Linked DNA regions of Homo sapiens: regions 2 and 3 are each linked to region 1. The links are chromatin loops, found by intact Hi-C in ENCODE. Cell type or tissue: dorsolateral prefrontal cortex. All regions are shown on one strand. Region 1 overlaps AP3B1 (adaptor related protein complex 3 subunit beta 1). Region 2 has its middle 6.3 kb from the start of OTP. Region 3 has its middle 88 kb from the start of TBCA.

What was found. Peaks named below come from ENCODE experiments on the same cell type or tissue, not always from the same donor. Only the 100,000 strongest peaks of a DNase experiment are listed, where the experiment ranks them.
Region 2: a loop joins it to region 1, with 3 times the contacts of the local background. A loop is called at or near these places in 46 of 110 quality-filtered maps.
Region 3: a loop joins it to region 1, with 7 times the contacts of the local background. A loop is called at or near these places in 20 of 110 quality-filtered maps.

The regions. Positions count from the first base shown.
Region 1 is chr5:78,004,079-78,012,078 of GRCh38, forward strand. The region is part of intron 26 of AP3B1 (adaptor related protein complex 3 subunit beta 1); the gene reads right to left. Among named protein-coding and RNA genes, the nearest start is that of TBCA, 230 kb to the left of the region's middle. In dorsolateral prefrontal cortex, CTCF peaks have their summits at 4,477 (motif pointing left) and 4,679; DNase peaks (open chromatin) are centred at 103 and 4,453; H3K4me3 peaks cover 333 bases; H3K27ac peaks cover 4,508 bases.
Region 2 is chr5:77,641,056-77,649,055 of GRCh38, forward strand. No RefSeq gene overlaps it. Among named protein-coding and RNA genes, the nearest start is that of OTP, 6.3 kb to the left of the region's middle. RefSeq lists enhancers at 3,956-4,516, 4,371-4,420 and a silencer at 4,531-4,750. In dorsolateral prefrontal cortex, a CTCF peak has its summit at 4,569 (motif pointing right); no DNase peak of the experiment used is centred here; H3K4me3 peaks cover 2,580 bases; H3K27me3 peaks cover 5,408 bases.
Region 3 is chr5:77,860,609-77,868,608 of GRCh38, forward strand. No RefSeq gene overlaps it. Among named protein-coding and RNA genes, the nearest start is that of TBCA, 88 kb to the left of the region's middle. In dorsolateral prefrontal cortex, CTCF peaks have their summits at 6,704 (motif pointing right) and 7,502 (motif pointing right); a DNase peak (open chromatin) is centred at 7,483; H3K27ac peaks cover 1,168 bases.

The sequences.
Region 1 (8,000 bases):
CCTGCTGTGACCCCACTTTGCAGGGCCAATCCCCTTGCCCCTTTCTATATGACACGTGTCTGAATCTGAGCCATCTGCCTCAATTTGCGCAACATCTTCAGCCACAATGGCACCCAGTTAGCCCTGACAACAGCTCACAATACATAAAAATAAAACTGCCGCGCTAACAGCACGCTGCGGACTATTCAAGAGCAAACCAACTGGTCAGTGTCTCATGTCTGACAATTAGCATGGGCCTCGCACAGAGCCCACGGTGTCCACAGGGATCTGTTTAATTACCATCAACATAAAAGAGGGAGTTTATCAGGAGACACTCAGAAAAACTTCACTCCCGACTTAATTAAAATATTAGCCACTTAAGCAGGAAGCAGATTCTCTTTAAATGAAAAGTAATTTCTTTTTTGGGTTTTTTAAAAAATAACATCAAGATCTCATAACACATTAATTTTTTTAAAACCAAACAAGCCATTTTTGGACAAATAAAATCATGAACTAGGTTGTCCAACAATAATTAGAATAATGTATCCAAACCAAAACAGATATGCTAATTTTACTAAATTTCAAATATTATAAACACTTTGAAGTTGTGTTTTAAAATGTTAGCTAATGGGCTATCAACAAAATATGTTAGAAAATCTTCCTAGGCATTTGCTTGTGCACTCTACAAGCATGCTGAAAACTTGCAAGGAATCTGACAGAGCAGTATTCCTACTGAGAGAAGCAATTGTAAGTAACCAGTTTAGGAATATAAATCATACCAATGTTTTTAAAGAGGTTTTTATAAACCTCTTAACACACACATCCATCTGCTTTTCAGACGTACACATGAGAGATTATGAACTAGGTACCTCAATTTCATCTTTGAGAAACATAAAGATCACCAGCCCTAAAATGATCTCTCTTTTCTAAGGCTCCTCACAGGTTTATGCATTTCTTTTGTCTAAATTTTTCAGGCTCTTCTGCTTCATAGGAGAATGCTGTTTCTATATTCCTGTAAAACCACGTCACCAAAGGATATGAGGTGGCTCTATTTTCCCATTCATTTATGCAACTTTTCCCACAGATTCGGTCATCACGTGTGTAATTCACTCAACAAATATTTCAACAGAGGTCCCTATTTCTGACAGGGTTATAATTATGTAAACAATAGTCTTATTAGTCCCTTTATTTACTTAACACTTGTGCCTTGGGACCATAGAGAAGGAGATTATGCCTGAATAGGAACACAAAAGCACTGTTGTTTGAATTTCAGGGTGGCACAGCCCCAAGGCACATTTTGTCTCTTTTCTATTAAAAAACTTAGAGTTAATGTTACAATTAATATAAAGTTGGCAGAGACAAATGTCAATTTTGGTGTCAGTATGTTGACAGAAATTAGAATTAGTATCTTGGACATATTTTTGAAATCCTATTGCCACAAAAGTCTCAGTACTATAAAGAATAGGGGTATGAAAGAAAAGAGGCATCTGCTTACGCTGCAATGGAAACACACTAAGCAAATCATCCTAGCAACATAATCTGCTAGCTGGTGTAAAAGCTACTGCCTTTATTAACTAGGTCTCTATGTTCTAGTGGACACAAATGGTGGAAGCAATGTTTTAAAGCGGAAGACTAGAAGATCAGATGTTCTGACATTCTCATTTCACAGTTCAGAAAGGATATATTTAATTGGAACACAGCATGATCAAAATTGGTTTGTTTTGGCCCTCGGAAGGCAAAAACCACTACCCCAGATTTATTCATCATTTAACTCCTGCACAGGCTATGCTTCAACATACATGCAAAAAATAGTTATGGAAAGAGTACTAATTCATAAGTAATAAATAGCTAGCTTTGGGATGTCAGAAACATTGATTATAAAGTCAGCGTGGGTCAGATATTTACATACTAAACTTAATGGCTGACATCAGAACCTCTGTGCTTGGCCTTGAACTAAGATCACACTGTGACAAAATTTTTTCAAAAGGCATGAGAAATTTTTGATCACTATAATGATGATAGCAGCTATCATTTGTTAAGCACTTACTGTGTTCTGGCAGTGGGTTCTAAGTGCTTCACTGGAATTATTTCATTTAATCCTATGAGGCAGGTCACTTTATAGATGAGGCAAGCGAGGCCCAGAGAAGTTGAAGAACTTCCTCAGGGCCACACACCAAATTTCTGGTTGAGCAGAAATCTGAACCCAAGCATTCTGATTCCAGGTCACACAAATTATCTTCATATATACAAAAATGCACCCATAATAATTTGTTTTTATCAGTCAACAGATAAAGTTTTTCCCATTTACCTAATATACACATAATCTATTATTGTTCCAAAAACATTAAGAAGGAAGAGTCCTCTCTTCAAAAATTGTTTACTTGATTTTGTAGTAATGCGTAATTCAAAGCGTGCGGACTTGATTCCTCATATATTTTACATTTCTGCCTTTAAAGATTTAAAACATTTTAAATATCCCCTACTCTCCTCTCCCTAAAGAGACACCAGCAATGAAAAATACAAAGCCTTTTTGAATGGAGCTGTAACACAGGGAGGGACTACGGGGAGACCAATCAACCTCGAAAAGCAGTAACACCACAAATGAGAACAAATAAGTGCGATGACAGTTAAAGATGTATTGCCTGTGTATGACGGGCTCCATGTTATTAAAAGGACACCATCTAGATATTTTTCATTTCATTCTATCACCAACCACTTGCTGTTTGTAATCACCAACTGAGAAGGTAAAACTGTTTGGCTATATCTGTATTTCATCTTATTAAATGTCTTTGTCTATTATCTCCAGCAATTGACATTTAATCTTTGAAGCCTATAGGAATTCTTAAGATTTACGAAAAAGACAGAATAAGCTGGTTGTCAAAGCTAAATAAAAAAAAGTTTCATTCTTCTTAAAAAGTTATTTTGTCTTAACTATAGTCATAATTATAAAAACAGACCAAATAGCAACAACAAATTTGAAAAAAATCTAATATCTATAATACACAGATTTATTCTCCATGCACTTAAACTATACTTTTTAAGATTTGTAACAAACTGGCTATAAATCATACATGTTCTTTGTTAGAAGGAAAAGAAATCCTATAATTCAATTGTTCTAACAATTAACATTAACGGTACAGCATGAATTTAAAAGTATTTATCTGAGAGGCTGCGTCAGTCTCCAGGGTAGTCACAAACATAACATTTTTTACACAGAATCAGATTTGCTATACTTAATGCAACAGCTCTAAGACATGCTTTTTCTTCTCTTGGATAGTCTTCCTGGTTTCTGATTTTTCTATTCTGAGTTCAATTTTCTTGTGCTTTCTGTTCTACTGGTTACCAGAAGCTGTGACAATGACCCACTCAGGCTAAAACTTTTTTTTTTTTGTACTCTGTACATGAAGCCTTCAATTACTGCCTGCTGAAGCAGACAGAATCCTATTAGTAAGAAAGACGATCACAAGATGCAGTGCCCTGCCCTAGCTGTATAAAAATAATTAGTCCAAAGTTGACAAATGTGTAATGAAGTCGCACGATCATTATATGTAAGAAATACTGGTTGGAATAAGCCTCCTAAACATCAATACCAAAGTATAGTGATTTGGAGCGCTATCTGCCAAAGGATTTAAAATTATAAATCTTTATTACCTTGAGTTATTATAGTAGAACATTTTAAACAGGCAGAGAATTTGTAAGTTGTAAAAAATTCTATTTTGTTGACTATAAAATTGCATTTTAAAGTTAAACCATTACACTATTGAATTAATAGTGAAGGACAAAAAAAGCATTTACACGTGATTTAGTTTTAGAGAATTTACACAAAGCAATGTATTTTTCCCAGTTATTTAAAAAATCACCTAACAATATTGTAGTATTTTCCTCTAACGTTCAAATGAGAAAAGTTAAAATAAAAAATAAACAACCACCATAATTTAGGACTCTCTAGTTCCTACTCTAATCTTCAGAGATGGTATAAAAAAATTATTCCCCACACTATCAGGCCAATGATGCATTCTCTTTCTTTATATAGGAAAGCTAAAAAATCTAAGTGCCCTTGCTTAAAGAAGACATAAAACATCCCAGTTATTTCAGAGCATTTCTGGTTTGTCTGGTGGGGGTGGGGTGAGATGGGGTTAACAAGGGAAAACTAATAGTAAAACAAATACATTCTTACCCCATTCTCTTTGATTCCTTACAAAATTGTCAAACCAGAAGGAAAAGCATCAAGAATACCTTTCTTTCATTTTTACGTGAAACAGTTACAGATTCCCATTAGTAAAATTGTTGCATTAGAGGACATTAAATGGTGAACTTAAATAAAACTTAAATAGAGAATGTTTTAAAGTAAAAATCAGCTGTGCAGTTTGGTTACTTCTGAAATATCCAAATATGCTTTCTGTGTGAAAATTAACTGAGGTCCGCATTTGTTTGTCAATGAACTGATGCTCAGGGCCTGCAGAGTTCAAAGCAGTCAGATAAAAATGCAGTGCTGTCCTCTAGTGGACAGCCACCAACCTGAGAAAGAACTGTTTTGATTACTAAAGAGGTTCTACAAATCTTCAGTCCTGTTTGAGACTCAAAATTTGTCATATTGTAGAAAAGACCTGAGCCTGATAGTTTTATACTTAAAACTATTTATACAAAATTTTGTTTCTGTTTATACAATGAAGAAGGTTGACAGTAGTATCAGGGCTTATACAATTAGGGCAACAAGATGTCCAATGTTATTTGAAAAGCAAAAATTCTTTGGAGAATTACAAATTCTCCAAAATTACCCAGAATTCAAATCCCATATAGTTACCAACAGAGAAGAAAACAACTAACAAACAAAAACAGTAACTCAAAAGTTAATCAAACTAAGAATAGAGAAAGGGAAATATTAGAGACCCCATCAAGAAGTGTCTTTGCCATTTGTGTTTGCAACCCTAGCACCAGCAAAATCTGTCACAAAGGTCTCCAAAAAAATACTAAGTGAAGGAGCTACACATTATAGATCTTTTTAGGATACCAAAAATAATGTGTACCAGTATTTCCCCTATTAACAACCTTCAAACAGGTATGCAATAACAGTGATTAACTGGGTGAGTTTAAGGCCTAGATATGGAACAAGTTGGCCAGGCACAGTGGCGCATGCTTGTAATCCCAACACTTTGGGAAACCAAAGTGGGAGGACTGCTTGAGCCCAGGAGTTCAAGACCAGCCTGGGCAACATAGGGACACCCTGTCTCTACAAAAAAAAAAAAAAAAAAATTAGCTGGGCATGGTGGCATGCACTTGTAGTCCTAGCTACTCAGGAGGCTGAGACAAGACGATTGCCTGGGCCCAGTTCAAGGTTGCAGTGAGCTACAACTGTGCCACTGCACTCTAGCCTGGGCAACAGAGTGAGACCCTGTCTTAAAAGAAAAAAAAAAAGAAATGAAACAAGTTGTTCTTTACCTGTACTTGAATTAAATAATAAGACTTTTATTTTAAACCTGAAATAAACTGTCTTTATGTGTGTTGATAAATTAAAAAGTTGACTACTTGGTTGCCAATGGATACACTGTTTCACTCACAGCACCAGACTTTCCTAATAGTTAAGGACCTAGTGACAACAGTAAACCAACATTTATTCGACTAGGATTGTAATTATCCACAAGTTGCATATGGTAAAAGCTTGCAAATTTAAAAAGTGACAGGATAAACAAAATCCAAATTACTAATTAAGATATACGGGGGGGTGGGGGAGGGGGAGAGGGGAAGGAATATCAGTAGTGAATACAAGTTAATAATGAAAGTTGCTCCAGAATCTTACTGAATAAGCTAAGAACTAAAATAGAATCATGGCAGAGACAGGATGTTCTGTCTTCAATCAAATATCACCTTTTCTCCTCAGAGGGTTAATTTGCGGTTCATGAAAAGGCAAAATGAGTAGGTAAGTGTGACAACTTTTTCAACAATATTATTGTATACAAATGTCAGGATTTCTGACTATGGGTGAAAATGTGAGATGGCTGAGACTGCTGAAAGACATACACAGTTATGGTCTAAGACTGTTTTATAGACACTGCTCTAATGTACTCCCGTAATGGACAATACACTGTCTTGCTGGAGCACTCTGGGATATGTGTAAGAAAAATTAAACCAAACATCTCATCTACTGGCATCCCTTACTGACTAATCAGTAAAAAATAAAACATATAAACATAGGAAAAAATATTTTGAAATGTGTCATGTGGCATTACAGCTTGATAATTCCAGGCAGCCTCAAACTGTGGACTTCGGAACATTTGCCTTCCAACCACTTGGAGTGCTGCCTAAAATAGAGATTCCTGGGCTCTTTCTCAGATTTACTGAAGCTGAGTTTTTGGGGTGGGTTCCAGAAATCTGAGTTTTACACAAACTCACACATGATTTTTTTGTACAGAAAAACCTTAGCGATTTCGGAGCTACATGTTTTTTGTTTTCTGCTTTTTGGCCACTGCACTTACTCATAAGTGCTGTTATCAGAGGACATGCAATGTAACAAAAGCAAGGCACCTCAGTTTCCACGACATTGAACACAAACCTCCTTCCTAAACCCTTCCTGGATATTTCACAGAGAATCACATGAAAGTTTTCCTGGCCCTGAATGAAACTGGGATCCCCACAGCTAACGCCTCTAATCTCCTACCTTCGAACACATGAGGTCTTGCCCTTTCACCTTTGCAGTCCATTCATATACTGGTTTAATGCTGTCCATTTTGCCCTTGGGATACACTTTATTTATGTATTAGTTTACTAGTATTGTCTTAAGTAATATGCATTAAGACCTTCACAATGTATATCTCATTAAAATAAATTTGAATATCTTACACAGGAAGTGAAGATATTCAGCTACATATTTAATAAATGCTTTTTGATGATGATGGAACTTCTCATTTTTGTAATACTCCTTATCATGCGTTAACTGTAATTTGGAAAACAGCAGATTGACGCAATGACCATAATTCTGTATCTCTCTTTTTTTTTTTTTTTTTTTTGAGATGGAGTCTCCCTCTGTTGCCCAGGATGGAGTGCAGTGGACCATCTTGGCTCACTGCAACCTCTCCCTCCTGGGTTCAAGCAATTCTCCTGTCTCAGCCTCCCAAGTAGCTGGGATTACAGGCGCCTGCCACCAAGCCTGGCTACTTTTTTTTGTATATTTAGTAGAGACGGGGTTTCACCATGTTGGCCAGGCTGGTCTTGAACTCCTGACCTCAAGTGATCTGCCTGCCTTGGCCTCCCAAAGTGCTGGGATTACGGGCATGAGCCACCATGCCCGGCCACTCTGTATATCTCAATAAGATGATTTTGTTCTCCAAGAGCAGGTTTTTCAAGTAAGTACGACAGAAATGAAGATAAAGTTGAGTCTCTCAATAGTATACTGTTTGGCTCTGATCCTATCACTCATTTAGAAAATTACAACTAAAAATCATATAATCTAACAGTAGAGCTGCTTTCTCAATTGATCTTTAAAAGTGTTAACGAAATAAAAAATGTCTCTGGTTTTTGAAGTGTATTTCATAAAACCTGTGCGCCTTTAATTGGCTTTTCTTAATGAGGGCCATTTTCTGTTGCTGTGTTAGGAATCATTTTCTATTAAGTGTTCAATTAAAATCTGTACTTTATACCATTACATACTACTCCACATTAATAAAGGTTCACTTTTCCTTAGATAATTCTTACACTAAGTATTTCTTTACCTGGCATTTAATGTAAAAATGTATAAAATTTGAAGAGTAGTAGAAATAAAGTATTCCAAAATTAGGCAATGGAAACTCTATTCATTAAAGGGTTAGAACGAATACACTAATTCTTATTAAAAGTCCTCTCAGAAAGAAAAGATCCTGAAAAATTAAATAGAACATAAGCCAGCCAAGAGTAACTTATCATATTGAAAATTTTAATCTCTTAAAATACTAGTAGTAAAAATGCTTTTCATACTTGGTGTTTTTAAAAATAATCCCAAACTGATTACCATTAATAAATATTAGAGTGGCTTTGGTCCTACTCTTTAT
Region 2 (8,000 bases), 360 kb before region 1:
CCGCGCGTCTCCACGTGCGTGCACACAAGCGCTAGTGTCCCCATCCCACAGTCGCCCCCGGAACGGCGCCGGCTGTGCAGCGATCTCCCACACGCACTCGCTCGTATATTCTGTTTTGTTGTATCTTTCAGGTCGATAAATGAATGTGTAATAGTTAATGTGAAGACACATCAGAGTAATAACAATGGGACGAAATCAAAGGATTATCCATCTCTGTTAGTAACCGCTGAATAACAATGTTGCGGCATGATTGATAGCCCGCTTCATTTTATGACTTTTCTATTGGTCTTGATTTTTATAGCAGTATAAACAAACTAAATCATTTCTTGCAAGACTTCAGAGCATAAGCATCTCGGGGGGGGGAAGGGAGAAAGGAAAGAAAAAAAAAGGGAAATCTGAGAGTGGGAAGGGGGCGGTGTGGGGCGTCGAGGCGGGGAGGGCGCAGGCTGGAGTTGGAGCCAGGTGCCCGCCGCCAGCAGGCAGAGCGAGAAAAACGACAATAGCCTGGATGTAAAAAGCTCCCCCCTGCTCCCGGTTCCCTCTCGGTAGCTCGTTTTGGCCAATGTCTGAATCCACCTGGGTAGCGCCTGATATGTATTTACCAGAGTTTTATTCCCCGTCATCTTCCCACGTTCCTGGGGCAGCCGGGAAAGTGCCGGTCAGGCCCATTGCTGTTGATAATTTAAGGCATTTCCCACATGATCATGGGAACTGAAGTCCCTAACAAGGCGAAGCTTTAGCGCAATGGCCCCCAAATCTTCGGAATGACAAGAATGTCTTCAGAAATCACTTCAAAGCAAAGTAAAAGGATTTTCTATGACGGATCCAGTGATTTTTCCTCAATAAATAGGTTTTAGATTGTTACACACACGTAGAAGTGGAACAAAGGGAACTACCAGAAAATATATTGGTTGCCCCTAATAAAATTTATTTAGACAGTTTACTTCTCATAAAAAATAGAGATTGAATTTTGTACAAGATCCTGCCAAGGGACGATGCACAGGGAAATCATTTTTTTCTTTCTCCTTTTCCCTCCTTCTCTTTTCTAACGAAGCACAAAGAGCGTTCACAGGCCAGGGAATCGGCTCCTGACTCCAGCCGCCCTGCGCGCCCAGACAGAGCCAGAGAACTCTGTAGCTGCGAGGAAAGTCGGCTTGCTGGGAGAATTAAAAAAAAAAAAAACAAAACAAAAAACAAAACAAAAAAAACTTGATGACTGATAATGTAAATTACAAGCACAGCAACTATCAAATCAGTGTCTTTACTCCTGCTTTGCCGTCCAGTTCCAGATCAAGACTTAGAAATGTGTGTCTAGACCGGGAGGTGGGGTGGGATGGGGCCCCCGGGCAGCTGGTGCCTTCCAGAGGAATTTGTGCTGATTGTATTTGTAATTCTGATTGTCTCTCTAATCGTATTTCTGCGTGCATTGTGAATCCTTTGTAGACACAGAAACAGACAGAATAAAAATATATACCGGGTGTTGTGGGAAGAATTGGGTAGTATGCCCAGAGCCCTAATTGCTTTTCCACTTACAAAAACCTCGGAGGTTTATTAAATGTAACTTTCGGCTGCTTGAGTTGTTTGTAAACTGCTCTCTTTTCTTTGCAGACAGTGGGCTGAAATATGGCGCGTTATTATTCACATTCCTGCTATTAAATGCTGAATTGTAACATTGTTCCCTTTAATGAGGAGCTCCTCCCTCAATAATTAACGATCTCACATTTTCCTATTTTCTTGCCTGATGAAAAGAATCAATTTTAATTCGTGGTAAATTACAGCCATGCTTTTGGGTATTATTTGCTTACAGAAAACAAATCAAGTGACTTGCACACTCCTGTTTACTTTTCCAGATAGGCAATAATCCAAACGCAATGGCAAATCAGATCGTGTTCCTCAGGCCTACCTAAGAAATGGAAAAGAATTAAAGGGTGGGGACACATACTAGAAGAAAATAAGGACGCTCTCAAGTCCACTGTGCTCGGAACAATGATGACCACTTTTCCCGCACATCCTGCCCTGGGTACCAGAACCTACACTCCCCCTCAGCCTCCACTCTCCCCACCTGACCCTGTCCCAGACTGGGGTTGGTGGTCTGCATCTGGCCACTCTGGAGTTTGAGACTGCTTAGTGTATGGCTTATTTTCGGGGAGTCATTTTGAGGGTGGGATGACTAGTAGGAAGGAGACCTGGGAGGGCGGCCAAGTGTCTGTAAAGGGGTAAAAGGCATTTCCATGCTTCTCTGCATAAAATAACTCTCTTGAGGTTTCCAGCAATAGAGACCACAGCCAAAGAGGCTTCTCTTCTGAGTGCCCCTGCCCGGCCACTGTGAAAGGGTCCTCCGCTCGCCTTCGGGAGAGGGCTCTGGAGGGCAAAGTGAAGCGTTTTTAACCCTTCTCAAACAGGCCTGGGCCCAGCCCAAATGTGCATCTTCCTGGCCTCCCAGGGCTGGGAGCGCAGGGACTCCGGGAGGCTCTCAGCCAGCTGTTCGATTGATGTCGCTGAGGGGGCCCTCTGGCCGCAACAATTCTGCCTACAGGACCCAGGATCCCCAGCCTCGGAGCCAAATGCCAAGCAACGTTCAGGATCCACACTTGGGGCTTTCTTTCTGTTTTTTAAACGCCGGTAGCAGGCTGCGTGTGCATGACACGTGTACTTGTGTGTGCTTGTGCGAGCAGTGCGTGTTCCTTGCCTGTTCACTCACACGGAGGGGGCATGCCAGGCGCTGCGGAGGGGCAGAAACCTGCCCCAAAGAGTCTCATTTCCTATCCCACCCAGAAGCCTTTCGCAATACACGAGCTCGACATATACACTTTTTTCTTTTCTGCAGTAAACAGTTTCCCACACATTCGAGTTTGCAAACTTCAACCAGACAGTCCACCCGCCTGACTTTTCGTGGGTGCAAGGGCCGGTCCCTTGCTCGTTTTTTCTCCCATCTTTCCCTTCTAACTACTGGCGCTCACGGCCCTCCACACAGAAAGCTCGACACAAAACAATGACGGATTAGTATCCGCCCCCTGACTGCGTATCTTGCTTCTCTTTTTTTTTTTTTTTTTTTTTTTTGCCTTTCGCCCCGTAATTTTAATGGCCCCAATTAGCCACACGGAATATAATAAGTGACATGGAGATTTTGTTTGCATGTGTTAAGTTCGTTGCTTTTCTGATTTCTATTTACTCAGGATAAATAATCATATATCAGTTATTCAGTTAGGTGACAAGGCTAGTAATTGGAATAAAAAGAAAAACATCTCATCCTTATCTCTTTCTATAACTAGATATAGCGCTAATAAGACTGCATCAATCTTATCTAGCAAATAAATAAAATAGACAAACAAACAAATTCGCCTCCAACAAGTTAATGCGGTGTATCTGAGTGGAAAGTAGATATTTTCACGCATTCTGGAGATGAGGAGTGACTTTTAATAAAATCACAAGAAAAACAAATGTAATTCTGTAAGCCATTTCTTCGAGCCGCCTGCGCTCGCCCACTCCCCGCTCGCTCCCCGCCCGGCTCCTACGTCCCAATCCTTTTCTTTTCGGGCGCAATTAGTGCCAGGTTTGCAACAGACGCCGGGACTCGGCCGCTCCAGCGACTCTACGCTTCGGGGGGTGGGGTGGAGGAGGGAGTTGCATCTATGGGTGAAGAGCCTTTCTCAAATAGGATTTCATCTCCCTATCTTTTCCTCCTTGCATCTCCTACCCTTTCTCTTCCCTTTCCCTCTTCCCTTTCTCTCTCTTTCCCCCTTCTCTTTATGCTCTCTTCCTTTTCTCTGTTTGCTCCTTTTCCTCCTTCCTCCTTTCTCTTTTTCTCCCTTTCCGTCCTCCACTCCTTCCTCTCATTCTCTTTTCCATCGGTCCTCCCATCCGTCTCTCTTTCCCCTTTTCGCTCCTTTCCCTTTCTCTCTCCCCTTTTTCTCCTTCCCTCCCTCTCTTCTGTCTTCTCCCTTCCTCCCCCTTTTTTTTCTCCCCCGCTTCCCAGACCCTCGTCCCCTCCCCGCAACCCGAGTGCGGCTAATTCCGGGCGTCTATATTCACTCAATTAGAGAAATCTACAGAGAAGATCGATCTTCCATCTGCAGACATGCCAGCTTAACAAATTAGATTCTTGTTTCGTGCAGGTGATTTGGTGACAGTTGGGGAATTAGAAGTAATAAGTTGTTGTGTTTGAGCCCGGGCCCCCGCCCCCCGCCCGCGCCCCTCCCCGCCCGGGGGCCCCTCGGCCGCGCCCGCCGCCCGGGCACCCCCTACCGCACCCCCCAGCCGGCCCGCGCCGCCGCCGCCGTCGCCGCATCCCCCGCCGTAATTAGTGCTGCTGCCCTCCATGTGGGCTCGATTAAACCGTGATTTAGCCGAAAGAAATATAATTATGGCTGCAAATAAAATAATCAGCATTGAAGAGCGATTTCCTTAATGAGATGGAGCGGTTGCACGTCACGGAGTAAAGGGGTCTCATTAAGAGGTGGTAATGAGGCTTGGGTGGATGGTGCAGTTACAAAATAGCCCAACTCCTCTGCAGGCCGGGCCCGTCCGCCCGAAGTGGCCGCCGCGTCGCCTTCCAGCGGTCCGGAGGTGCCGCGGTCCCAGAGGGGACTCGGGCCCGCCCCGCCCGGCCCCCAGGGGGCGCAGCGCCCGCAGCGCGGCCTCCTCCCGGCGTCTCCCGCGCCGTCGGGCCGGGCGGGGGACACAAGCCGCCGCAGCGGCTAGGGGGCCCCGCCAGCCCGGCCCGCTCCGCCTCGGCTGGGCGGCCGGGTTGGCACAAGCAACTGCCAGGCCCCCGAACACTGGAGAAGCCGGCCCGAGGGAGGGGCCCTTGCCTGGGGCGGGTGCCGAGGGTCAGTCCAGGAAACTTCTGGAACAGGTGGAAGTCCTCCCGGGTAGATGTGAGCTCCATCGGGAAAAGGGTGTCACAAAAACAGGTGCTCAGAGGCAGGGGTGCCACCGCGGCACCCCAGAACCCCGGGTCAGCTCGCGCGGACACCGCGTCTGGGAGTCCTGGCGTGGAAGGGCCTCGGGGGTTCTCATTCTCTCCAAGTCTCTTTCCACATTTTATTAAAGTACTGAAAAGGCAACAACTCTGTTTTTACCATGTCTTTTTTTTAAGTCTAAAATAAATTATTCCAAAGGGTCTTAAACGGGTACCTCTGATCTTTCTGGTTTATTAGGCCAAGGACGACCTATGAATTTCTTCTCTGCATCACAGTGTATACATGTGCATGCTCCCAATGTCCAGAGGTGGTGATGCCTCAGTATTTATTTCTAATTAGGTTGTTAGCCCTCTCCTTGGCTCAGTTTCATCATTTAGACCCATTCTTAATGGGACAAGGAAATTTACGTTATTTACACAAGGTGACCAATGAGGCAGCTGACACACTTTCCTTTATTCATCCAACCAACATTTGCTGAGCATCTACTATATGTTGGGCACTGAGGGGGTGAGAGATGAACAGAGAGACAGATGCTTGGCTTAGTAGAGCTCACAATGGCCTGCATTGAATTTTTCCACTACAGTAGACTGTGGCCATCAGGATTTGTACCTGTAGGAGGCAAAGATAACCCAGGAAGAAGCTCAGTTTGTTTTGGTGGGCTCTCACCCTCTCTTACCTTCTCAGTCTGTATTTTCTTCTCACCCAGAAACCTGAGATCTCAAGGAAGAAAGTAATTTGAATTAACTTTCTTAGGTGTTAAGAGTTAATGTAATATCCTTCACGGAATGTTCCCATTTTTGTAAAAGGACTGCAAGGAGAGGCACATTGCCTAGATAAGTGACTTTTCCATATCTGCCTAGTGGTGGTGGGAGACTTGAGACAGAAGGATTTGGGGGTTACTGTGATCCAAATACTGGTTCCCTAATCAGCCTCACCAGTGCTGATGGAAACTCTTGCATATTTTTAAGAAATGTTTTTGGGGGGTGTGAAAGCTATGGACCACCTCCCATTAAAATGCATTTATTTACCAAAAACTTTAGGGGGTTCAAAACCCCTCTTGAGCTGCCTATGGGCCCCAGGTTATAAAAGAGTGATATTTGGGTGAAAATTTATGATTATCATCTTCAGAGAAAAAATGCAAATCTCTAGAGGAGTTCTACCAATAAGTCTGAATGTAGGGAACAGCTGGGTGAAGAATCAAAAAGAAATTGTCAAACCAGTAAGTTCCAAGAAAACAACTGGCTAGAAGATGCATGCAGTCTAACAAATTTATAACAATTTCATATCTTCCATCTGACCAAAATATAGGTTGATATTAATCCAAACCTATATTACATGTTTTCATGTTGCAGAGAATTGTCAGGAAACCTGGTTTGTTGGTGGGCAGCTCTTTCTCCTAGAGGCAGGCCCTGGGCAGTCGGCACTCTGGCTGGAGAGATCAGCCTCATACAATGGTGGGTCATAAATAAACAGACCTAACCCTGGGTGGAGGTGCAAGTGAATGTGATTAAAATTTACACGCTGGGACCACAGAGAGTGAAGGGTGATTAAAGTCTGTCTTAAGCCTACTAAAGCCCCCAAATCCAGACCTTAAGCTAATTCTTTCATTCACTCCCCAAAGGCATTTCACACATTAGGGCCTGAAAGCCAGTAACAGGGCTGCCTTCTCCACCCTCCTGCACTTTCCTAAGTTGCTGACATATGGAACCAAAGAGCCTTTTCTGTGTAGGAGATAGCTCTTTCCCAACTGCTTTAGAACAAGGATTTACTCTACCCCCCCTTAATTTTTGAGAGGTCTCCAAGTCACCCATTAAAAAGGAGATGGACTTTTACATATATTTTCCCAGCAGAATTTTTTTTCACACTCTAGGAAGCAGCTGTGGTAGGGAAGGGAATATGTATTAGTTAGGATACACAGGCTGCTGTAACAGAGACCCCAAATTAGAGTGGCTTAGAACATATAGGATTTTATTTATCTCTCACATAACAGCCCATGAAAAACATGCCAAGACCAATATGGCAGGAAGCTCTAAAAGACTGGGAACCTAGCCTTCTTCTTCCGTGTGTGTGTGTGTGTGTGTGTGTGTGTGTGAGAGAGAGAGAGAGAGAGAGAGACAGTGGCTATTCATAGGCATGATCATAGTGTACTGCAGCCTTGGGCTGAAATGATCCTCCTGCCTCAGTCTCTCCAGTAGCTTGGAAAACAGGCTTGGCCACCATGCCCAGCCCAGCCTTCTTTATTGTTCTCTGTCTTCCTTAACATATTCTTCCATCTTGCAGCCTAAGATGGCTGCTCCAGCTCCTGCCATCACCTCTGCATGTTGGGTAGCTGGAAACGGAGATGAAGAGGAAGGCTCATTCCTTTCTTTTAAGGGCATGGCTCAAAAATGCTTCTATTACTTCCTCTCACAATGCATGGAACAGAGTTTAGTCACATGGCCATACCTACCTAAATAGAAATTGAGTGCTATAGTCTTTACCTGAGCTGGTTAAAACATGAGAGAGAAGGCTCCATGGTTTTCCTGCTCTGGGAGGGGACAAAAATGCTATCTTCAATATGGCCCTAATTTATGACTTGACCCCATCTTCAGTCTTCTCTAATACTTGTACTGAAAAAAAAAATGGTGTGTGTTTGCCAGAGGAGGGATGGAAGGTGGAAAGTGGAGGCAGAGGGGCCAGGTAGTAGCCTAATGTAATAATCCAAGGGGAAAATGATGGCTGCTTGGACCAGAATGAGAGCAGTGGAGGAGGTGATAAGTGGTTGGAATCTAGAAGTATTTCCTAGGAAGCCTAGGATGTGCTTCTAGATGTGGGGTATGAGAAAGAAGAGCCGAGGATAATGCCACTCATTGATTATCTATTCATCCATTGACTGTTTTTTTTTTTAGAGACAGGGGTCTCGCTATGTTGCCCAGGCTAGCCTTGAGCTCCTGAGTACGTGGGATCCTTCCACCTCAGTGTCCTGAGTAGCCAGGATTGCAGTTGCTCACCACCACACCTGGCTCTAAATTGTTATTGAGCACTGGCTGTGAGCAAGGCACTGAGCTAGGGCCTGTGGATACAATGGGTATAGTCTTG
Region 3 (8,000 bases), 140 kb before region 1:
TGTTTAGGTCCCTTCCAAGTCTAACATTTCACTTATTCATTTGATCATTTATTCATTTAGTGAACTTTCTGCATGCTATTACATTAGACACTGGAGACACAAAAATGAATATGACAGAGTCCTTGCCCTCAATGAGTTCAAATTCTTCTTATAGAAGAGTGCTTAAAAATATTTACAACACCGTGAAATATTTGCCAAACAAGGCTCATATCATGTGCAGTAGGGTCTCAGAGAATGGGTCATTTCAAGGAAGAGATATCAGGAATCTTCTTAGAAGCTGCTAATATTTGAGCTGGTTTTGTAATGCATCAGGTGGACAAGAGGACAGCCTAGGCCTGTGCTCAAAACAGTCCATGGACTAGCCCACCACTGCTAGTGATGTATAACATTTTACATAAAAACCTCAGAGACACTAGAACCCCTGAGAAGAAAGCTCGGGATAAAGTATAATGTAATGGTATGTCAATGTGTTCCTGCCACAGACCACCAGGAACAAATGGATTTGTTGACATATTGCAAGGAAAGAGAACATGCACCATGAGGAACCATGAGGCAGCTCAGTAATAGGGGTTAGAAAGGACTACTTATAGGACTTAGACTTCAGTTAGGTGATTTGGAGGAGCGTTCAAGGAAATAGAGGGTTCTGCTGTGCATTGGATTCCATCAGGAAACAAGATAAATCTTTGATTATCTTAACAAATCTTATCTAAAAGATGGGAAGAATGAAGTGAGGCTAAAGCTGTAATTGGCAAAGCAGCAGCAGTCGCTTCTATTAGCCTGATAAGGGAATGTCTGATCATTTTTGTGGTTTGGACAATGTTCTTGTTCTGGTTTGAGATCAGACACGACTATGAAGGGGTCTTGATTTGCCTTATCATGATATTCACAGAGTGGCCTTGTCTGGAGTTCTGTGAAAGTGTTCAACAGGAGACTACTAAGGCCTAGCTGTGAGGGCCAGGCAGGCTCCTAATGGCAGAGGCAGCTTTTCTGTTTCTCAGGTCTTAGAGTCCTTGAGAGCTTCAAAGGCTGGAAAGCCCTCTATCAATTTCTCTCCAATTCCCTGTTTAAGTTTATATTCAGTTCATGCAAGACTTATTTGTCCAATGCTGATGGGCTCATTTAGAAACTCTGTAAAGCTACTCTCCCTGGAAAACCTGCCTGGTCAGTCCTGACCATGTCCTGGACCGGGTCTTCATGACCTGGGATCACACAGCCAGGTCTGCCCAGACCTTTTCTGCTCATTTTCATAGACAAACAACTTGTTTCTGCACAGAGCTGCCCTCTTGTTGTTAGCCTCCTGTAAAAGCATTTTTCATCCAAAGATGTTCACATTTACTATCACCCTATGAAATCAAGTACCTCAGAACTGGAAATGACTAACCAGTCTTCCTGTCACCAATTTCTCCTGAGTTCAGTCCACCTTCTCTGTCACCAGAATCACTGTCCTACATCTCTATTTTAAGGAGTCCCTGCCAGTTCTCTCCTCCTCCTCCTGGAGAGAGAGCGAGCTCATTTATTGTACAACCCAACGTCCTTGACAACCCAGCCCCAGCCCACCTCTGTGGTCTCATCTCCCACCGGACTGTTTCCATCCCCACACACCCAGGAACTTCCCCAGCGGGATGCCACTACACTACTCTCTCCTTTGCTTTGCCCGGCCAAGAATTCATCTTCACCGCAGTGTTAGTAACTCCCTTTCCCTTGCTTATTGTACTTATTTTTCATATATCCAGGACCACATGTGTCTTGTTGGGCTATGATTGTGATCTGTCTCACTCATGGAAGGCACAATGTCCTGGCATCCCCAGTGCCCAGCATGATGCCTGACAGAGAATACTTCCCGCAAGAATCTATAAAGAAAACCTGTATACAGAGAGGGACCCTTCTACCTCATTCTACAGCAGTAGCCTTCGGCCTGTGTTAAAACACTTCTCCTGATAGGCACATCACTAGCTCCCAAGGTGGCCCATTTTAATTCTCAATAGCTTTGTTAGAAAGTTCTTCCTCATATCAGTCTCAGATTTGTCTCTCCCCAAAATCCAATTCCTTTTGAACACTTGAAGTCAGCACTTTTTTTCTTCTTATCTTCTCTTTTCCAGGAGAACACTTGGGTTTTTTCTCTCCTGGTTATTCCTCTGGACACATTCCACTTTGCTACCATCTTCTTAAAGCATGAGGCCCAGAGCTGGACACAATTTTCCGGACATGGTTTGAGGAGTTTAGAGTAAAAGAGAACCATCAGCTCCCTCATTTTAATCTAAAATCCCATTTGATTATTTGGCCCCATTGCCATTGAGCTATAGTCAATTCAAAGCCTTAGTCTTTCAGGATTTTTATGTTTTATAAATGTTGCAGCTAATTCATGTCTCTCTTAACTTGCAAGATTGATTTTTTGGACCCATAGATAGAAGCTTGCATTCATCCCAGTTACATTTCATCTTTTGTATTTAGCCCATTATCTTATCCTAAGGACTTTTTGCATCCCAGTTCTCTTCCTGATTGGCATACTCTACAATTTCGGTGATCATGCTCTTTACACCATCTTCCAAATTAATACAAATGCGAGACAGAATCAAATTAAGCTCAGAGCCCTTATTCTCTTTCCTTCTGCCTTATTTTCTTTTTCTTCCTCTCTTACACTCTTTCCTCCCTGCCTTGTTCCAAAAAGTTGCAAGGCTGCTCTCTAGGGCATTATACTACAAAACTCCTAAGATGACACATATTCAAATCAGCTCATTTCCAGAGAGCCATGCAACTAGTTATGAATCCAACCAAGGTCCTGGCATCACACACATTGTTTCTGTCATGCCTACAGGATACTGTACGAGGCAATCCTCCCTAATTCCAGATTTATTAGGCCTATGATAATTCTGTCTTTTGTTTGTTGTGGCTTGTCCTGAAGACCTTGAGGCCAGTTTTCTCTTCTAGGAGCTCACAATCAATCTTTTTAGTGCTTTGTTCTAGAATCTTCTTTGGAACAAACAAGATCTTCTTTTCACAACCCCAGTGACATTTATATATCTCCTATTTTCTAAAACATGAAAAATAATGGTATCTGCAGAATATCTGTATGTAGTAGCTCTACAGTGATATTTTCCTAAGGTTTTTGTTTTGTTTCTAAAAAGAAAGTCTAATTTAATCTAGAAACTCGATAAATTTAAGCCACTTCAAGGGGAGCACACCAAGTGTAGACTTAAGACATTTAATATAATTCAGTGAAGATCTCAAGCTTTCTAACCTGCCTAGAGTTGTGTCGGCATTTCTCTTCTTCCTTCCATCCCTACCTGCTATAAGTGAGCTTTAAGGAAGTTACTGAGCACTTTGGTGAAAGGCTAGTCTAGTTCAGGGATGGAGAATCATAATTGATCCTAATCCGTGATCTTAAGTCAGCTTTTCTGTCGGTGGAATATACTTCAGGATACTTAAAATTTGAGCCTGAAGATGCTAATCTAACCCAAACCTATGCCAATGTGTAGAATAATTGGAAAGGAATTGGCTAAGAACGTTTGACTCTCCTCTCCTGCTCTCAGTAGTCCTCATGGGTTGCTGGCCAGTGGGGAAAGATAAAAGAGCCTCAACAATAACTTGACCTAACCTCAATAGTGCAGGTAGATATTGTGCTGAAGTAGGAAAGCTTTGTAGAGCTTTGGGTTCAGCAAAAAGGCCTGAAGTACGTCTTTCAAAGTCAGTTCAGACATTACTTTCTATAAGAACATTTTTAGAACTTTCCCCAGGCTGGGCTGAGCCCCAGAACATCCTGGGCACATCTCTGTCACCGTCTTTACTAAAGCATTTTGAAATGACATTTTTGACATGTTGGTCTGCCCACGCCATACCTTGATTTCTTTGCAGGGTAGGGGCTGTCTTATTCATCCTGGGCTCCTGGAGCCTAGCACTGTGCTTGGCATGAAGCAGGGGTTTGACACATATTTACTAAATGTAATGGAGTGATTTCTCAAGGCTTTTAAGTTCATAATGTCCACTGTACATTTTGTTCGGCTCTCCCTCTTAATTTTAAAAGGCCACATGAAATTTAATACATTATTTCGGATTCATGAATACTTTGCTGATTACATTAGTCTTGTTAAAGGAGTCCATTATTCCAGAAATCTTGTTAGAAGAGAGCTCTTTGTCGCTGCAGAGTTTTCCATGGATTGCTGGAGCTTGAGAGGACAGGGGGTGCCTCATACCTTCTGCTCTCTTAGGATTCCAGAATGTTAAGGAAGAGGAATGCCTTAGACATCATCTCATCAAGTCCCCCAATTTGAGAATGAGAAACTCCAGTTCGGAGATTTTTCCAAAGACACAAGAAGGTGACAGGGTCAGGATTAGAACCCCAGTCCTGTGAGCCTAAATGCCCATTCCGTGACCCTCCCTGGCCACCCCATGGGATCTGCTAACTGGACTTTTGGCTTCCCCACCCCGTTTAGGTTGCAAACTGTGTTCCCTGCTTAGTCTGTGGGGCTGGGCCAGCCTCCAGTGGAGGAGCAGCCTACACAGGTCATTGCAAGGGTGTGGGGCCTGAAGGACAAATAAGTGGGACTTCCTGCTTGATCAGCTGCCCCGGCAGTCGCTCGTTCCCTGTGTGTGGTTGCTGTGGCTCCTAAAGTGTCCTGTCATCCTCCTTCTGAAAGAACACTTGCTAGTGTCGACATCTGGATGAGGAAACAGAGGCTCCGATGTGGCAGTTGGGAGCGGTCCTTTGTCAGAAGCAGCAAAGGTACTGATTTGCTGTTGGAAGGGTGGAGGCAATTCGTGGACAGGGGCTCTGGTAGCTTAGAGGTGGCTGAGGTAAATGTTGCTCCAGGAAGCTCTCCCCCTGAGGGCAGGTGGGTTGGAAAGCCACAGCCACGTGGGCTCCAAGTGGGCTTTCAGGGGCCTTGGGCACATTATAAGGGCACGTGTCACAGGCGGAGTCCTTCCTCTAAAGAGCCTAAAGAGCTGGTCAGGCATGCGTTAACTTTAGGCTCCAGGCCATTCAACATCCCCCACCCGAAGGGAAGCAGCAGACCCCAGCCCTCCTGTCCCCATGGAATGTGTGGGTACCTTGCAGTACGCCAGGGCCCGGGATGGGGCAGGAGCCTCTGGGTTCTTCTGTGGTTCTTCTCTCCCTTTCTAGCACATGCAAACACAAACCTTCTAGGGCTTTTCCTTCGTCTCCTTCTAGGAACTCAACAGCCTGTGCGAGGAGGAAGGGGTACGATTCCCCACTTCAGACAAGCAGCAGCCACAGACCAGCCCCTGCGCTACTACAGGTGCCTTTCCAGCCTCCGTTTGTCCACTCTGCTCCCTTGTCCTCATTTTCCAGTGAAGAAGAGCGGGGGCATGTGGGGTGCTGGGGCAGTGCGAGGGGTGCTAGAAGTGTCCTGCTAGGTGTTTCCCACCCCCAACAAAGCTCTGTTGCAAATGATGTTTTCGTTGTATTGTTTAATGATAATCATAATAATAATAACAAAACTTTGACTTGAATAGTATCTAGAACTTCTAACTACTTTCTAGAGTTGTGAAATGGGAAATGAACAGCGAGAAGGGTGGTGGGCAGTCCTGGGGGTTGTGGGAATGTAAGTGTGTGCCCATCCTCATGCACCTGGTCTTGGACCCCTCGGAGGTGTCTTGCCTTTCCTGCTCCCCTTAGCTCCTACAGCAGGAGACGGAGCAGGAGTGGGGCGGGTGGGAGGGAGGCAGGGTGGATATGGGCGGGCCTGAGGACTAAGCAAGGGCATGGATGTGGATGCCAGCAGCTGGCAGAGTGCCCAGCATGTGGTAGCCACTGGGTGGGCATCAGCTCCCTGTCTTCCTCTTGCCTCCCACTCAGCCCCAAAGGAGTGGAGCCAGGGTGGCTGCATGTGGCCATGCAGGTTGGGCACTGTGAGCCTCAGGGGCACCATTCACGTGGACAGCAGTGGAACCCCCTGGAGTTCCAAAAAAGGTGGCCCTGCCCTGCACTCTCTTGCTTTGTTAGGACTTCTAGATACGAGGCATCCGACTGCTGCCCTGGAGGGAGGGCAAAGGTATCCTGTGCTCTGTGGATTACCCACTATGGTTCAGGCAAGCCCAGTCCTACTTTCATGAAATGTATGGTTCTGTTGGGGAGGTGGCCAAGGAGCCAGGTCATTACAATGCAGTATATGGCCGCAGGAGGACAAGGGCTATGAGAGCACATGGGAAGGCAATGACCCAGCCATGGAGGAGGTGAGGTGGGGGGTCTCCATAAGCTTCCCTAGGTGCAAAGATGTCCAAGGGAGCCATTATGTAAAAACACCTTACAATAGGCCCTTCTATGATATATTGCTTCCCAATCTGGGTGTCTTATAAGCAGACCAGATCTGGACAGGTAGTTTTTGAGGACAGAAAAGTCCAAGGTTTCTTTAGTCTCCAACTTCCATTATCCAAATGAACAGTGGCGGCCACAGCCCATCAGTAAGGACATTCCACATTTCACACTCTGAAGTGACAATGGAATACGTGCTTCAGAGTTCAAGGAGAAAGGACAACTTTGCAAAGTAACTGTCCTTAGTGGCAGAGGGGTTAGAAAGTCTACAATTTAAGAATTTGTCGCAAAAGCAATCACATCACTGAGATATTCAAACAATCCAGTCAGGCTTCTTCTCTTCCTATTATCTGAACTTTTTTTTTTTTTTTTTTTTTTTGGGTAGCCAAATAAGAATAAATATCACCAGTAGGGGGAATAGATGTCTAAAAAACAAACTCAAAAATGTTTTTCTTACATGAAAGTGGCTGTGCACAGTACTAAATGATTTCCATATCAATATTTCTTTGTTTATGGTTTGCTTTAAATGCCTTTCACAAAGATCATACAAGAAAACAAAAATGTTAAATACATAAAATGCACTTTTTAAGGGCATTTTGGCAATAGAGCCTATTCAACAATAAAATTTAACATTCCAGACCCATATTTCACTGCCTTAAATAATGCTGCAATTCTTATCACAGCCTCCAGGCACAACCCGTGGCTATAATACACAGAAAGGAATCCCCGAATGTCACCAAGGACTAGAGCTCCAACTCTTGGGGGAGAGCCCCCAAAATCTGTTTTGAAGCTAGAAAAATTAGTTCAATCTATATCAGTATGAGTATTCTGTTTAAATATATAAACAGGTATTCATATATTTACCACTTGTGCAGATAATTTAGACAGTGTTTGTTGTTATGAGGAATTGCTTGGATTATGTTCTCATTTTAAAGTTTTTAGTCTTTTTTTCCATGATCTAACATGCCATAAACACAGCCCAGGTCCTGCCCATGTCTTCTCTTGATATGCCGTCCAGGCCAGTGGTTTATGATATTAGAACATAACCCCACCCCTGGCACCTAATGGTGAATATGCCAGACAGGTATTCACACAGAGAGGGGCACTAAGAGGGGAGGTTGCTAGAGTTCACTGTGGGGGTGTGTGGCCGGCTACGCATGTGTTTGTGTGTGTGCATGTGTGTGTGTGATTACTGCCCAGTGTGGCTGACACATCCTGTGCCCACAGCCACCAGCAGATGCCACCAGATTGCTCCCGAAATAATCAGTTATACATGCCAAACTTAATGAGCAGAAGATAAATCAGAGGTGGGATTAGAATTCCAGGCCCTGAGAGAACGGCCCTCCTGTTTGGGTTAAGAGAACAATTCCACAGGGGCAGCAGCCTGGCACCTGGCTGAGTCCACTTCAGCTGGTCCCATCCCAAAGCCCTGGCTCACTTCCTGTGTGCTCTCTCAGGGCCTGCAGGCCGGAAGAGGCAGGAGTCCCAACACTCCTTCATTTATTTCTCTATTTAGGACGAGTTCTCCCATGCACAGGGAGGAATTCACAGAGATTGAGCAGGAAAATCAGTTTAATTACAAGAGAAACCAGGAAGAATGAGGCAAAAATAAGGTCAGCTTAAAGGTTTAGAGATGTTCAAGGGGCAGGCGGGATGGTGGTGATTTGCGGGGAGGCAGCACGGTTCTGCTCGGCTTAAAATTGGTGCCAGTGAAAAGACCAGGGAGAAC